Regions from separate parts of the Mus musculus genome. Here region 1 is linked to region 2. Evidence: chromatin loops called from intact Hi-C (ENCODE). Cell type or tissue: left cerebral cortex. All regions are shown on one strand. Each heading gives the region's core, and the rest is flanking DNA. Links, peaks and the distances in the headings are about the cores only.

Region 1 (8,331 bases), core at 282-8,281, 130 kb before region 2:
TCTTTAAGCATCTTGAATCAGTTGCTGACCTGTAGAAAACCAGACGATCCGGCTGGCAAGATGGCTCAGGCATCTGCTGAGCCAAGGCGTTTGCTGCCAAGCCTGATGACCGGAGTTTGATCTCTGGGATCCATATGGTGGTGCGCACTCCCCAGGCCCGGCCCTCCCTGTAACTGGAAGAGGGTGTGCAGAGGGCAAGAGCAGTCCTACCCAAGCCCCAGTACTGGTAACCTGACTGCCTGTGTCCAGGACATGGGGAGAGGGGCGAGGGCGTCCCTCCATAAGGAGCAATGAAGAGCTGTGAAGAGTGGTAGAGATGCGTGAAAACCAGGCCCCTGGGTGTGGGATGGGGGTTCCCAGGCTAAGCTGTAACCAAGTCCTTTACCAGATGTATGAGGCCCGATCTGGAAAGTAAGAGGTGTCAGGGTGTTGCAGGCAGTGCAGGCAGGGGACACCACCTGGCAGAGGAGCCTCCCAGCGGGATCTGCACAAGACGATGCGGCCTACCAGGTGGAGGGCAGGGCACCAGCGGCTGGGGCAGAGGCTGGACAGGACGCAGAACTTCACCTTTCCCCTTGTTCTTGTCCCAGGGCTATGTGCTCAAAGGCTGGGTGGACCTTACCTCCAGTAAACCCCACGTTGTGAAGAAATCCATCAAGTACCTGGAACAAGGAACTCAAGACACCAAAGATGTGCTAGGGCTCATGGGCAAGGTGAGCGGCTGAGGGGGCGGGGCGTGCAGGTTGGGGGGTGGGGAGGGTAGGAGTGGGGGCGCAGAGGTGCCACGAGCAAGCCTAGCCGGGAGTCCCCGGTCTGGTCTCTGGAGGTAGAGGTCTGCCAGGTGACCTCAGGCCAGATCTGAGATCCAGAGCCAGCAAGCAGCCCAGGGTCACAGCAGTCCAGAGCCCAACTCCTTCCAGCTCCGTGTGACCATCCTTCTGGGTGTGTGTTGTATTGTTTGGCGAGCCAGGGAGTTGACCCCAGGGCTCTGCACACACTAGGCAAGCACTCTGCCACTGAGCTACATCCCTAGCTCCTGTTTTGAGACAGGCCCTCACTTATCCAAGGCTGGCCCTTGTACTCACTAATGTAGCTAAGGCTAGCCTTGAGCTCCCGGTTCTCCTGCTTCCACCTCCCAAATGTTGGCAAGACACAAGGTCAGACAAGAGTGGGAGGGACCAGGGAGACCCTCTTGGTCCTGCCAGGGACTGTGACCTCTGACCCTCCTCCCCTTTGGCCTGGCTCTCTGTCTCTTCTGCACCTCTGACTTTTACTACCCCCCAGATATCTCCCCACTTGTTAACGTTACTCAACGGCCACCAGAAAAGGAAGGTGTATACTTTACATGTTTTGAATTTCTGATCTTAATTTGAATGAAAATCTTTTTTTTCTTTTATGACCCTCATTGACTTAGTGTTTGAGGGAAGAAAACTGTTCTCTTACTATCTTCTGTGTGTCTGTCTGTCCTTACAAAATCCTTAAGTCACAGGAAAGGGGAAGGAGAGAGACAGGAAAACCACATGCAAGAACTCTGCCAACTGAGCTACATCCTGGCCCTTAAGCCTTTTTGGAAGTCCTGCCCTGGCCTCAGGACTCCTGGTAGGGCACCCCAGGGGGAAGCAGTAACTGACACTGGGCTGCTGAGGAGGCCAGGATCCCCAGACACAAACAATAAGCAGCTTCCCAGCCTAGCTGGCAGGTAGGCCCCCCACAGTTAAACTCTGGGCCTTTGGGCTACGGGCCCAGCCAGAAGGATCTGCAGTGCCCAGCGTGATCTCCCCTCCCCCTAACAAGTGAACAGGACCCGGCATCACATGGAAGGTCTTCTCCCCCAGGCAACGTACTTCATGACACAACAGAACTTCTCTGGGGCCCTGGAGGTGGCGAACCAGGTCACCTTGGCCTGCAGCAACTTCCTGCCCGCTTTAGTCCTGAAGATGAAGCTGTTCCTGGCTCGGCAGGATTGGGATCAGACGATAGAAACCGGACAAAGGTGAGGGACGCACTACTTGCCAGGAATCCTCCCTTTTAGATGGTTGGGGTGCTGGCGGTGGAACACAGGGCTTTGTGTATACGCTCTGCCAGGGAGCTATAGCCTCAGCCCTTTAAGATTTTTATCTTGAGCCAGGCAGTGGTGGCGCACACCTTTAATCCCAGCACTTGGGAGGCAGAGGCAGGCGGATTTCTGAGTTCGAGGCCAGCCTGGTCTACAAAGTGAGTTCCAGGACAGCCAGGGCTACACAGAGAAACCCTGTCTTGAAATACAAACAAACAAACAAAAAAATCTGAAGAGGCCAGAGAGATGACTCAGCAGCTAAAAGCACAGGCTGCTATTCCAGAAGACTCAGGTTCAATTCCCGGCACCCACGTGGCAGCTCACACCTGTCTGTAACTCTGGTTCCAGGGTATCTGACACCCTCACACAGACAAAAGGGCAGGCAAAACGCCAATGCACGCAATATAAAATTAATAAATTATGTTTTCTTATAAATTTTTTTAAGTCTTCAGGCACACCAGAAGAGAGTGTCAGATCTCATTATGGATGGTTGTGAGCCACCATGTGGTTGCTGGGATTTGAACTCAGGACCTTCGGAAGAGCAGTCAGTGCTCTTACCCACTGAGCCATGTCTCCAGCCCCTTATAAATTTTTCTAAAGATTTATTATGTATACAGCGTTCCTCCAGCATGTATGCCCGCAGGCCAGAACAGGGCACCAGATCTCACTATAGATGGTTATGAGCCACCATGTGGTTGCTGGGAATTGAACTCAGGACCTCTGGAAGAGCAGCCAGTGCTCTTAACCGCTGAGCCATCTCTCCAGCCTCTTAATAAATTGTTTTTAAAACACAAGTCTAAAAATAAAAAGTAGGAATGGATGTTAAAATGAAATCAGATCCTTCTAGCATCCCGTCCGGCCACGCTGTGAATACGATCAGTTCATATGACTTCCCTTTCTATTGCAGAATCCTTGAAAAAGACGAAAACAATATTGATGCCTGGCAAATTCTAGCTGTGCACGAGCTGGTGAAAGAAGGGAACACGGACAGAGTAAGTTGCCTCAAGACTCAGAAGCTCAGCCTGGGGACACATCTGTAATCCCAGGAGTCGGGCAGGATGATCAGAGATGAGTTCAGGTCAAAACCCTGTCCGTCCAAAAAAGACAGACAGACAGAGAGCAGGAGTCTGACTCAGCTGAGCAATGAACAGATACAATACGAGGAGGAACCCACTGCACCCCAACCCCAGCCCCAACCCCAGCCCCAGCCCACACCCAAACCCAGCCCTGGCTTTTGAATAGTGGGACATACACCATCCTTTGACAAGGCCAGCAATGCAGAGAAAGGAAGTTCTCCCATCTGTAGAGCTCTGAGATGTGTCCCAGGGGAAAACCCTTGAAAAGGACCCTGACATCATCCCTTGGAGAAACAAGAACTCATGCGTGCTAAGGCAAGCACTCTGCCAGCCAAGCTGTGCCCCCAACATTGCCTGTTGTCCCCGCAGGCTGCCGACCGGGTCAGAAACCTCATCAAGGCGCTAGAGACTGGAGAGCCCCACAATCCAAACCTACATCTTAAGAAGATCCTTGTAATCAGCAGGCTGGTAAGTAGGTGGTGCCCCATTTCTGACCTACCCCCTGCCCTTTATGCTCCAAGCACCCAACCCCCTCTCCTTCTGCCTGGGCCTCTGCCCTTCTCTGGCTGCAAACAGTGACATGATGCGGCCACTAGGAGGCGCCACAGTGACCAGGAAGTTGGGGTCTGAAGGGCTTTTACAGTGGTGCCCCTACTAGGGAGAGAAGGTACCTGCATCTGCTTCGCAGAATCACACCAGCCGTGACCCACCTCCTCCTGGCAGTAACCTGACCGACAGCCCACCTGGGCCTGTGACGTCAAAGGTCCAAACAGACCAAGTTGCCATAGAGTTTGTCTTTTGTAAAGCCTTCACCTCCCAAGCAAGGTTTGCAGGAAGAAAACGAAGAATCAGGCCAACCCCTGGGCTGCAGGAACCAGACTGGGGCTCCTAGGTGCCACTGGGTGACTGTCGCCCTCCATGTGTGTGTCCGAGTGTCTGAATTTCTCAGCTCTGTCCTCAAGTGGCAACGGACATGGTTTGCCATGGCTACTTCTCATAAACAAGCTTTTCAACAAGCCTTAACTAGAAACAAACAAACAAAAGCAAACGCCTCCTGGTAGGAGGCTGAGAGTGGTGGTACGCACCTGTGATGTAGAAGCAAGAGGATAGAGAGTTCAAAGCCAGCCTCAGCTACATAGCAAGTTCAAAGCCAGCCTGGGCTACTGCGCTACAGAAGACCCTGTTACTAAAACAAAACAACCTGTAGGTAACTACCGAGATCATCAGTTACTGTGACCAGCCAAGGGCACATCCAGAAGAGCCTGTGGCCAGAGGATGGATAGATAGATAGATAGATAGATAGATAGATAGATAGATAGATAGATAGATAGATAGATAGATAGATAGAAAAAAATCCCAGATGCCTCATGGGCTCTTTGGGACCTCCCCAGCTGTGAACCCCCCACCCCTCCACACACACATACACGCACACACATCTGATGTATCTTCACCCAGGCACATTGGGCTGACAAGACTCTTTGTTCCCATATGTCCACTCTTGGCAGTGTGGGAGGCACCAGGTGGTCCATCGGCTTGTGAGCGGCTTCCTGGAGCGCATCTTTATGGCCACACCTTCCTGTGCCCTTGTGGCCACAGAGCTGGGCTACCTCTTCATCCTACACCAACAAGTGAAGGAAGCCTGTCTGTGGTACAAGGAGGCCATGAAGCTGGAGGAGAACAGGCTGGCTGCCTTGGCAGGTCTCTGAAGGCTGGGCTGGGCAGGGCAGGGTGATAGCCCAGTGGGGTGTGTGCCTAGGAACATTCTCTCCAGACCACGTGTGAGTTTGGGGGTTACTGTACCATGGAGTCTTCCTGTGAACCCACCAATACAGTTAGTTGGAAGGTTCAGGACCAATTGGGAACCACCATCCCGTCCACACTGACCCATGGCACAGCTGTGGCACCCAAATCCTACTTTACCAGGAGAGTGGTAGTCTGATGCTCATTCTGGTGGTCCTGCCCCTTCTTGGTTCCCACAAGCCAGAAGTGGAGATGTCCTCTGCCCCCCACCCCCTGACATGCACACACACACACACACACACACTTGTATATGCATCCTGACCTCCCTCTGAGAGCTCTCTGCAGGTTTCTTTACTGTCTGTCCTGATAACTTGCTTTATCTTGTGTGTAAGGATCAAATGACTTTCCCAAAGGCTCCACTTTTTAATTTTTAATTTTCTTTATTTGTTTGTTTGGTTGTTTGGTTTTGGTTTTTCAAGGCAGGGTTCCTCTGTGTAGTCCTGGCTGTCCTGGAACTCACTCTGTAGACCAGGCTGGCCTCGAACTCAGAAATCCACCTGCCTCTGCCTTCTGAGTGCTGGGATTAAAGGTGTGCACCGCCACACCTGGCTGGTGCTGTATTTTTAATCCAGGGCTTTATACATAGTGAAGCTCTCTACAAATTAAGTGACATCACCCTTTCCTTTATTCCCAGCTGGCATCCCCGACTTTTCTATACTTTTTTTTTTTTTTTAACAGCTCAACTCCAGTCTCTCTGTGTTCTCTGGGGCACTGGGGTTTGCTTGGGGTGGAGGAAGCTGGCTCAGTGCTTGGAGCAACTGTTCTTGGCTAGCCCTGAGGGGCTGAGTATTGAGGTCCCTTGGTCTAAGCTCAGGCCTCCCTGAGAGATAGTGTAGTTATCAGAGCAGTTAAAACTTTCTGGTCAGCACATTAGGCCCTCACACCAACACCTCTCCTCCATCATCTATCTATCTATCTATCTATCTATCTATCTATCTATCTATCTATCTATCTATCTATCCATCCATCCATCCATCCATCCATCCATCCATCCATCCATCCATCTATCTATCTATCTATCTATCTATCTATCTATCTATCTATCTATCTATTATTTAGAGAGAAGATCTTTTGTAGTACGGCCTGACCTCAAACTTAATATAGCTGAAAATGGCCTTGAGCCAGCCCTCCCGCCTCTGCCCCCAGTGTTGGCATTACAGGCATAGAACATGAAGGCTTTGATTTGATTTTGTTTTATTTTATTTATTAGTGTGCATTTGTACAATGCCGTGGCACACATATGGAGACCAGAGGACATCTTTGATTTTCTTCCACCTTTATGTCGGTCCCAGGGAATCCAAGTCAGGTCACCAGGCTTATGCAGCGAGCACCTTTATCTGCCGAGCACTCTGGCCAGCCCTGATGGCATTCTTAAAAGATGACTCCAAGCTGGATGTGGTGACACATGACTTTAATCCCAGCCCTCGGGAGTCAGGGACAGTCAGATCTCTGTGAGTTTGAGGCCATCCTGGTCTACATAGAGAACTCCAGAACAGCCAGGGCCACGATAAACAAACAAGCAAGCAAACAAGGGAATTTAAAAGAAGACTCCATTGCAAGTGTGCTAGAAGGGAAAAGTGACATTAGCAGACCAGAAGTTTCAAGAACCTCAGAGGCAGACAGTGTCACGCTCGGGAAGTCCAAGCATGACTAGAAACCTGTGAGCCAACATAGGCAGGGGTGAGCCAGCCAAAGACCAAAGCTGGGCATGGTGGCCATGTCTGCCACTCCAGACCTCTGAAGACTGAGGCAGAGGATTCTGAGTTCAAGACCATCCTCCCCACCCAGAGACCCTGTCTTCAGAAAACAACAAAATGAGCAGACCAGCTTTCTCCAAAGAGTCCCAGGGAATATCAGGGTATCAGAGGCAGAGAGCAAAAGCTCACAGTGGGACAGATATCCAGGAAGTGGATTGTGAGAACATTCAAGGAGACCCTTACAGAGAACTGGAGGGAAGAGAGTATTGCCCCAGAGGACCCCTCATCACCGCCATGAAAGTCTCAGCACGGCTCAGCACACAGGCAGATCTCCTGAGGCATTCACTCACCACACTGACTCCTTCCCAGCTTCCTCATTTCAGGGAAGGCCCCGGCAGGGAACCAGAGGGAAGCCAGCTGCTTACAAGTCTGCCTCACACCAATCTGACCCAGGACAAGCTCAGCCCTTCACTTGCTGGAGTCCCCATCTCAGCTGACCCAGAGGGGCAAGTCAGGGGGAGGTGCCAGCCTGAGCTTGCAAGTTCTACCAACTACCCCAGGCTCAGTCTTTGTACTTCTGGATCTGCAAGCAGTGTGCAGGGCAGGGGTTGTCCAGTGGGTCACGCAAATCAGGGGGCCTCTAGGAAGCAAAGTCAAGCCCCAAAGCCTGGGACTTCCCAGTGATTGAAGTGAAGGGCACCATCAGCTGGGAGGAGAGGATCGTGAGTTCAAGATCACCCTCAGCTCTGTAGAGTTTGAGGCCAGCCTAGGCTTACATGAGACACCGTCTTGAAAATAATAATGATTAAAAATAAGTTAATCACCCTAGTATATAAAAAGAAACTGGTGGACATTGCCTAGTAGAGTGTCTGCCACCACCACCATAAAAAAAAAATCACCCCAAACAAAAGGCAGGGGGTGGGGTGAGGCTGCAAATAGGAAATTCACAATCTAATTAAAGTCACTAACTGGCTGGAGAGTGGCTCAGCAGTTAAGAGCACTGACTGCTCTTCCAGAGGTCCTGAGTTCAAATCCCAGCAACCATATGGTGGCTCACAACCATCTGTAATGGGATAGGATGCCCCCTTCGTGTGTATCTGAAGACAGCTACAGTGAACCCATATACATTAAATAAATAAACCTTTAAAACAATTAAAATAAAATAAAAAGTTACTAACTAAAAACTATAAAAATGTTCACTCCCCCTAATAATCAAAAGAATATGGACTAGAACTCATCCCCTGAGTGGGAGAGGGAGCGCAGGTGCCCACAGGGGTCAGAAGAGGGTGTCGGATCCCCTGAGCTGCGGTTGCAGGCAGTTTCGAGCCCTCTTGTGAGTGCTAGGAACCTGACTCAGGTCCTCTGCCGGAACCGCAGCGCTCTTACCAGCTGTGTCTACCTCCAGCTCGCCCTGTCACATTGGACTGGTAAGATTGAATGTGTCTGAGACTGGAACGAATGATATGTCTCAATTCTTAGCAGGGAAGGCAGGATGGCTGCGTGGGTAAAGTGGCCACCAGCAAGCCTGATGACCTGAGTTCAGTCCCCAGGGCCCACCAAGGACAGAACTGGCTCCCACTGGTTGCCTTCTGACCCTCACGAGTGCAACATGGCAGACATGCTCATGCGCATTGCACACACATACCCAGGGCTTCGTGCACGCTATACCCTGGACCCCCAAATGTGGATCTTTGAGTAGCTG
Region 2 (8,331 bases), core at 276-8,275:
AATATATATTTTTTTAATGTTGCAAATGAATTCAGAGGCCTGCCTGCCTTTGCAAGCACAGACAATAAACTTAGCTGGGTGAGGTCCTGCCCTGGGATCACCACTGTCTAAATTTCCTTATCTCTTTCTGGATCTTTCTGACAAGCTGACTATATCGATGCTGCCTCTGTTTTGTTAGGTCTGTGAAGTCAAGTCCCTCATGTAATTCATATTGCATCCTTATATTTTGTATAGTTGAGAAATCATGTTTATAAATATTTTGAACTCAACTAGAGTTCTTTCCTACAGCTTTATGGGCTGTCCTGAAGGTCACACAGCATTCATCTTTTTTTTTTTTTTTTGGTTTTTTGAGACAGGATTTCTCTGTGTAGCCCTGGCTGTCCTGGAACTCACTCTGTAGACCAGGCTGGCCTCGAACTCAGAAATCCGCCTGCCTCTGCCTCCCAAGTGCTCCACCATGCCCGGCTCATCATTTTGCTAAGGACATTAGACACACCCTCACTGGATTCAAGCTGTCTCTGATTATCATGGAGTTATTAACCTTGGTAGAGAAGACACTCCCCCAAAAGAGTAAAATATACAACCAAGCCTTACAACCATAAACATTCATGGAAGTCCATGCCCTGCTGGCTCTGCTCCAGGGGCAGGAAACATGTCACATTGTCCCTTGCCCATGGCCATGCAGGACTGGGCACATGTGGAGGTCAGAGCTCAGTGTGAGGCATCCTTGGTTGCTCCCTACCTGTTTTGGGGAGTGGGAGGGGCTTACCTAGGGGCTGGAGGGAGGATGAAGAGAGAATGCAGGGTGGGGGAAGAGGAAGGAGGCAGAAGCAGGAGGAGATAAAGCCAACCAGCCACTGAGTTTTCAGTTGGAGTGGCCAATGGCCACGCTATCCAAGTATGCCTGGGGAGGTTTGCGAGTTCACAGTCATTGAGATAGCAAAGGCATTTTAAGATTAACTGGTGTGTGTGTGTGTGTGTGCTGTTGTTGTTGTTGTTGTTTTGTATCCGTGGATTCAGGGGAATCTGGGTAGAGGCTGGTAGCGCAATCCTCCCAGAGCTTAAAGTGGAGTAGCAAAACTACACACAACATTGATCTTCATTTCAAGATGTCAGAAGCACTGGTGAGAAGTAGAGAAGGGTTAGAAACAGCAGCTTAATCAGCGGTACCTCTAATGTTCTAGGCCATGAAACAATGAAGACTTTTTAAAAAGGCTGAGGTGACGCCATCCACAAAGTGTTTGTTGTATAAGCATTAGGACCCGGGATTCATACCAGAACCCATGTGAAAATCACATAGTGGCATGCGCTTGTAATCCCAGCACCAGGAAGGCAAAGACGGGAGCTCATCTGGGGCTCAATGGCCACAGAGCCTAACCTGTTCTGTGAGCTCCAGGCCAATGAGAGATACTGTCTCAAAAAACTAAGATCGGTCCTGAGGGACTACACCTGAAGTTTACTTCTGACCTCCATACACACATGTGTGTGCCCCACACAAACATGCAACCACATGCACACGCAAAAAGTGGAGAGAAAAGACAATGTGCCTGAAGAGAAGCAGGATGAAGTGTTAAGCCAACAGAATTTCAAGTGCGCATGCCTGTCTGCTCTCTGGTATGAAAGGCTAGTTACAACAATGTAACAGGTGGGTCTCCACTCCTTTATCCAGCGGCAACTGCTAATGCCATTTTGCGAAGTGCTATTGTGGGTGAAATCAAACCTAAAAAGCCCAAACTCTCATCTCAACTCAGAAGATGTCTCCAGAGAAAGAAAAAAAGTGCTGTGATTGAATACACATTAAACCAGAAGCCCAGCCACCACGCAAAATCCTGCCCACCACGTACAACCCACTGTGGTAAGAGCTGGGAGTGGAACTCAGCCTGGACATGCCTGGCAAGCACTCCACCATGTGACTACAATCCAGCTCTTAGGTTTTGTTTTCCTACTTTAATTTATTCGTTGATAATTTCATGCTTATGTAATCCATTCTGGTCACACACATCCCTCCAACTCCCTTACTTATCCCACTGTGGACAACCCGCATTTCTCCCAACAAGTTCCCCCATGTCTTTTTACTTTGTTTCTATTTTTGTTTCCTGACCCACTTAACCAGGGCCATTCATGTGGACATGGACATGAAGTTACCCATCAGGTCGAGATGAACTCACAGTGGCTTCAGAAGCCATCGAATTAATTTAAGCCACATTCAATTAATTTAAATATTAGTGCAGCAGGAGGCCTGTGATTGGCCAGGGAAAAGCCTGCCACAGACTTCTGCTTCTCAAGGACTCCCCTGGGTGGGGTGGGGAATCCATGAGACCTTCACCTGTCTGTGAAGATGTTTCTGGGCTCAGGCTTGTGCAGACTCTTGCAGGCAACCACAGCTCCTGTGAGCTCGTGAGTACAAGGGCTCTGCCACATTAACTTCCGTTTGCAACAAAGAAACGGTTCTTTGAAAAGGCTGAGAACTGCACCAGTCTATAGGTAGAAACATGAATATTAGGAAGGCAGTCTGACAATGTTCATTTAGCAATACAAAAGTTGCATGCCCTCTTTTGCTTTTGACCTCCCCAGTTGTGGGCCTTTGACCAGATGCACAACACCAAGCATGACCTTTCTTCTGCAGAGTGGGCATCAGGTCCAAGTGTAGATGAGTAGGCTACCCCTATAACCTATGTACTGCTATTGTACTGGTAGGCACGCCTTGTCTGGCAAGTTGCTATTGTAGCATGTAAGGTCTGATACCGAGGAAGACCATTGCTGACCCTGCTCTCCCACTTACCTGCAAAGTAGCTTCCATGAAGGCTATACAGAAGGGATGAAGCTTCCAGCGCAGTTCCAGCATGGCTTCTCTGTATTCTGCAACCAACGTGTGTTTTGTCTTCAGCAATAGGGTCTTACGATCCTGTTCTTGTGGCCAACCAAGAAGCTCTTAGGTTTGCTTTTGTTGTTGTTGTTTTTTATTTTTGTTGCTGTTTTTTTGAGGTAGGGTCTCACACTATAGTGTAGGCTGCTACATCTTTTATGATAGCCAGAAAACCTCGTTCTTCAATCTTTCCTCACATTGACTAATTGCATTTAGACTCTTACGGAGAGAGATTTCAGCTGGTGTGTGTGTCAAGTGACATTAAAGTTATTTTGTGCAAAATGAGAATACGATATTGTAGCTGTCCAGTAGCCATGAATTAACTGGGTTACCTGAAAGGGGATTGGAAATGAAAAAGGAATGGGGTAGGAGAGAAGGATGAAGCCAAGACAAAGTTTCTGATCAAGGTTCAAAGTTCAATTTTCAGCGCTGTGTTTATATAGGGAAAACCCACAGATCTATCCTTTGTTTCAGGTGGATTGAGTTGCAAAGCAAGATCACCAGGTGGTCAACTCCTCAAAGCTCCAGTAGGGAACTGCAAATGCTGGGAGGCCAGCTAGGTTGTAAAACCATTGGGGGTTTGTTCAGCCTGCTCAAGGCTGGGGGGAGTGCACATGATATTATGAGTTTTAAGGGATCTTGACGTTGTGTGTTATTTGACTTATGGTGTCATTCGTGATACTTATCTGGTTACTTTAAAATTAAAAAATAAACAATTTGGGGCTGGAGAGATGATTCAGCAGCTAAGAACACTGAGTGCTCCTCCCGAGGACATGGATTTGGCTCCCAGCACCTCATGGTGGCTCACATTTGTCTATAACTCCTGTTTCAGGGGGGGTCAAATTCCTTCTTCTGACCTCCACGGGCATTGTATTCATATGATGCACATTCATAAATGTAAGCACCCGCACATACATGCCAGTTGTCACCAGCTGGAGGAATGCTCCTTCAACACCAGAGAGTGGAGTTAGCGGATTGTTGTTGTTGTTGTTGAGATGGAACTAGTTATAAAAGGCTATTTGGGTTGAGTGTTTTCATCTGCAGCAGGCTGCCTTGTACACCTAAAACCAGAATCCTTTCACAGAACACAGGTGCTAGGTGAGTGATTTTTAAACATCAATGGACTTTGTCACTTGTTAGCTTTCTTGATCACGACATCAGGAGGAAGGAGGGAGGGAGGAAGGAAGGAAGAAAACCCTGAAATCTGATAAAAACGCTTTTAGCAACAAATCAGGTTCTAAATCAACACGCAAAACCAGCAGCTTCTCTTGTACCGGGGTGGCTATGCTAAGAAAGCAGTAGGAAGACAGTCTTGCAGACCTTGATGCAAGCGAAGAGAAAGTGCAGTGTATACGCGTGTAAAACTAAAAAAAAAAAAAAAAAAAAAAAGAGAGAGAGAGAGACTGTTGCAAGACTTAAAACTCTGAAACAACTAAATATTGGCTTGTGCCTGAAACTTGGGAGCCTGGCTTGCTGGGAGTCAGCAGATTGCTGCTAATTGGCTATAGAGACAGTCTGTGTTTCAAAAAACAAAACAAAACACCAAACCAAAAAAAAAAAAAAAAAAAAACTAGAAACAAGCATAAGAAACTAGGGAGAAGATACAAGCATCATGCTTCTGATGAGACCCCAGATACTCAGGATTCCAGTGTTGAGAACCGACAAGTCGGGTGTGGTGGCGTGAGACTTGATGGATGGGACTGCCTCCTGCCCAAAGCTTCTGGGTAGCAAAGGTGACCACCCACGGAAGTCCCCATTGCAGCCAGAGTTTCATCCTCACAGACACACACTGGCTTCTCAGAGGCTCCCTACAGAGTTGTGACTCTATTCCACATTGGCAGGCATCCCATGTTTTCCTTAAAAATCTGGAAGCAGTGCCTAGAGAAATGGCTCAGCAGTCAAAACCACTAGCTGCTTTTCCAGAGGACCCAACTTTCATACCTAGCACCCAAGTAAATCAGTGGCTTACAGCCACTCACAACTCCAGCTCCAGTGTGTCTGGCGCCCTCTTCTGGCCTCTTAGGGCACATACACTCATGTGGCACACAAACCCATATACAAATAAAACAAAAAAATTTTTTTTCTTTGAAAATCTGGATGCAAGCCTTCACAGCCCTGCGACTCGTGTATTCTGTATGACTGTAAAAGATGTGCCATGGGAACAAAGCTAAGGACAAGCTCTGCCACTAGCTTGTGCAGTAGCCGGGCCCTGGGCAGAGCTGCAGCAGCCACTAATGTCTGCATGACAGGGTCTGAGAAAATGCTTCCTCAGGAAACCTTGCTCAAGCAGCACACCCCTCATGGAAATACTCTAAAATAAAAATCTTTCCAATGCATATATAGCTTTACACCTTGAAGCCTGCAATAGATAGGTGGGGGGTCTGTAAGTTTCTTAATGCACTGAAGGCACCTTTTCTGTTATCCCGATATGCATCACCTTTCTTCTTCAAGTTTTATTTTATGTGTATAGTTGCTTTGCATGTCTGTACATGTGTCATGTGTACGGAGTGCCCACGGAGGCCAGAAGAGGGCGCCAGATCCCACTGGAGCAGAGTTACAGATGCTTGTGAGCTGCCATGTGGGTTCTGGGAGCTGATCCTTCCTCGGCAGCCAGTGCTCCTAACCGATGAACTGTCTCTCCAGCCCACTTGGCTCTCAAAGTGTCTTCAGTTTTTCTAGGACACAGGTAAAACAGAGTGTAACCTGGGGCTCAGTAAAACAAAACACAAAATAAGTAAACTTATAAAACCCCACACAAGTGGAGTACAAGCATCCATCGCTCTGTGCTCCCTGACTGTGGACACCCTGTGGCCAGCATCCATTGCTCTGTGCTCCCTGACTGTGGACACCCTGTGGCCAGCATCCATTGCTCTGTGCTCCCTGACTGTGGACATCCTGTGGCCAGCATCCATTGCTCTGTGCTCCCTGACTGTGGACACCCTGTGGCCAGCATCCATTGCTCTGTGCTCCCTGACTGTGGACTCTCTGTGGCCAGCATCCATTGCTCTGTGCTCCCTGACTGTGGACTCCCTGTGACCAGCTGCCTCACACTTCTGCCATCTTACCTTCTTTTCCTCTTGCTGTGATAGGTATTCTGACAATCGCAGGGAGAGAGGGCTGATCCTGACTCGAGGCTCCTGGGCAAGGTTCACCCAAGGCTCCTGGACGTGGCCCACTGTGGCAGAGAAGTTGAGAGCCCTTGGTCACAGCATATTCATAACCAGGATGGGTGAGCAGGCTGCTGCTCAGCTCCCTTTCTGTGCTCACATAGTCCGGGATCCCAGCCAGGGAACAGACAGCCCACAGTGAGGCTGTCTTCCCGCTTCAATGAAAACAATCAGAATTATTAATCCCCACAGTCATGTTTTGGGCCAATGACTCCAGATCCTGTCAATCTGACAGTTAACACCAAAAACCACCTCCACTGTGATGGACTGTGCTCTTTTTAAACTGGGGGCCAAAATAAGCCCTGCCTTCCCTGTCTTTGCTTTATCACAAGAACTAACTAATCTGGAGAACTCACCCAGTGGCTCACACAGTGACATTAAGATGGGGGTGGAGGGGGACCACAGTGAGGTTGGGATGTGATATATGAGAGAATATATTAATTAAAAACATGGTTGCTGTTGATGGGTTTCAGCTAGGAACTGCTACCTGGTGCAGATGCAAGGCAGACAGAAGAAGGTAGTTTCAGGTATGGGTGTGTGTGTGGTGGTGGTGGTAGTGGAATCAGATGGCAGGAAGTGTGGGGCTTCCCTTCCCTGCTGTCCCAGACCTGGGTACTTTTGTGGTGGACGGCTCACACTGAGGCATGCCTTTCCTATTTCTTGGCTCTTCTCATGTCCCTGTCTTACCCAGCTCATTGAGCCTCAGGGCCTCAGCCTCCCTCCTCCTCTTTTCCTTCCTCTGCCTCCTCCAGGTTCTCACCTTGCCCACAAGAACAGACAGACAGACAGACAGACAGACAGACAGAGCTAAAACTGGAACTTCAAAAGATGCCGTCTTTGTGGCATTCTCTGAAGATGGTTCTGCCTGTGTGGTGAGGTTTGTGATGGCTTTCTTGAGATGTAGGCTCATTGACGTCAAAGGTCTCATTAGCATCAAGTCCATCCATGAACAAATGTGTTCCAAGCCTTACTGTGTGTTAGGGCTATTGTGTGAGCTGGTGCCATTTCTGAGCCATTCCGCCTATTGTGTAACAGAGGAGAGGGGCGGACCCTGGTATAAAAACAATGGTACCCATTTGAGTTACCCCCCCCCCCACCACCTTTCAGGCTGCAGAGGAGACTCCTAGTGTTGCTGGGAGATGGCCACTGTGCTCAGGCCTCTGTGGCTTTGCCTTGACTGAAGAAAGACACCAAGTCAAAGGTCAAGATCCCTCCTGAAGCTTCTTGTATCTGCTGGCGGCCCAGCACGTGGGTGTGAGCATCTGGCTTCCTCTTTTCATCCAGGAGACAACTCCAGAGTTCCCTGTGATAAGAGCTGGGGTAACACCACAGCGTGGTTCCTCTGTGCCCACCACAGCATGGCTTCTCTGTGCCCACCACAGCGTGGCTCCTCTGTGCCCACCACAGCGTGGCTTCTCTGTGCCCACAGGTCTCCACTCCCTGCTGTCCCACAGGTGCCACACTGAAGGGCATGTACTCGGGCTCAGGTCCACACTGAAGGGCATGCACTCGGGCTTAGGTCCACCCTGAAGGTGTGCGCTCCGGCTCAGGTCCACCCTGAAGGACATGCACTCCCGCTCAGGTCCACACTGAAGGGTGTGTTCCGGCTCAGGTCCACACTGAAGGGTGCGCTCCGGCTCAGGTTCTGCTCTCACACCATCCTGACTGAGCAGGTCCTTGCGCGTGTTTCTTACCTCACCTGCTCTGAGAGACTCTAGAGCTCACTTCACTCTCCTCCTACAGAGCAAGAAAGATGCTGGAGATCAAATCACAGATTCCTGCCCCGCCGCGACTGAGCAGAGCCTCTTTGTTTTTATTCTGGCTCTTCTAAACCTTAGGCTGGGCCAGGTGAGGGAAGCTTTGAGTCCCACAGAAACTGTCCACCATGAGTACCCGGAAGTTCAGAGGCTGAGCGTAGAGGGTGCCTAGCCTCAGTAGCACCTGTCATGGAGAATGGACACAGACCTAGAAATTGAGTTTATCGATGATTATAATAAATTCTTCTTCTCCCTAGCTCTTCCACCTGTTGCCTAAACCAGGTGTGGTAACTCAGTGCAATCCCAGCACCGAGGAGGCTGAGGACAGTGATCTGGGGCTCACAGATGGCTCTAAGTTCAGTGAGATACTCTGCCTCAAAAAATAAGGTAGAGTTTGAAGAAGACAGACAACATCAACCTCTGGCACCCCCCTCTCCGAATACATGCACACACATATGCATACATACACATGCACACATACACACACACAGGAGATTTCAGGAAAACTCAGAGACTGAGTCTCCACCCATCTGGAACACAT

Evidence for each region. Peaks named below come from ENCODE experiments on the same cell type or tissue, not always from the same donor. Only the 100,000 strongest peaks of a DNase experiment are listed, where the experiment ranks them.
Region 1: it touches region 2 in a loop (2.6-fold over the local background); 4 of 42 quality-filtered maps call a loop at or near these places.

Annotation. Positions count from the first base shown.
Region 1 is chr9:119,941,982-119,950,312 of GRCm38, forward strand. It overlaps Ttc21a (tetratricopeptide repeat domain 21A), which reads left to right. Exons shown (of 29, transcript NM_028735.3): 5 at 591-713; 6 at 1,836-1,993; 7 at 2,964-3,048; 8 at 3,502-3,600; 9 at 4,638-4,830. Among named protein-coding and RNA genes, the nearest start is that of Ttc21a, 8.5 kb to the left of the region's middle. In left cerebral cortex, for the core only: a CTCF peak has its summit at 3,727 (motif pointing right); no DNase peak of the experiment used is centred there.
Region 2 is chr9:120,076,038-120,084,368 of GRCm38, forward strand. No RefSeq gene overlaps it. Among named protein-coding and RNA genes, the nearest start is that of Cx3cr1, 12 kb to the left of the region's middle. In left cerebral cortex, for the core only: CTCF peaks have their summits at 4,883 (motif pointing left), 5,083 and 5,412 (motif pointing right); DNase peaks (open chromatin) are centred at 1,855, 4,716 and 6,138.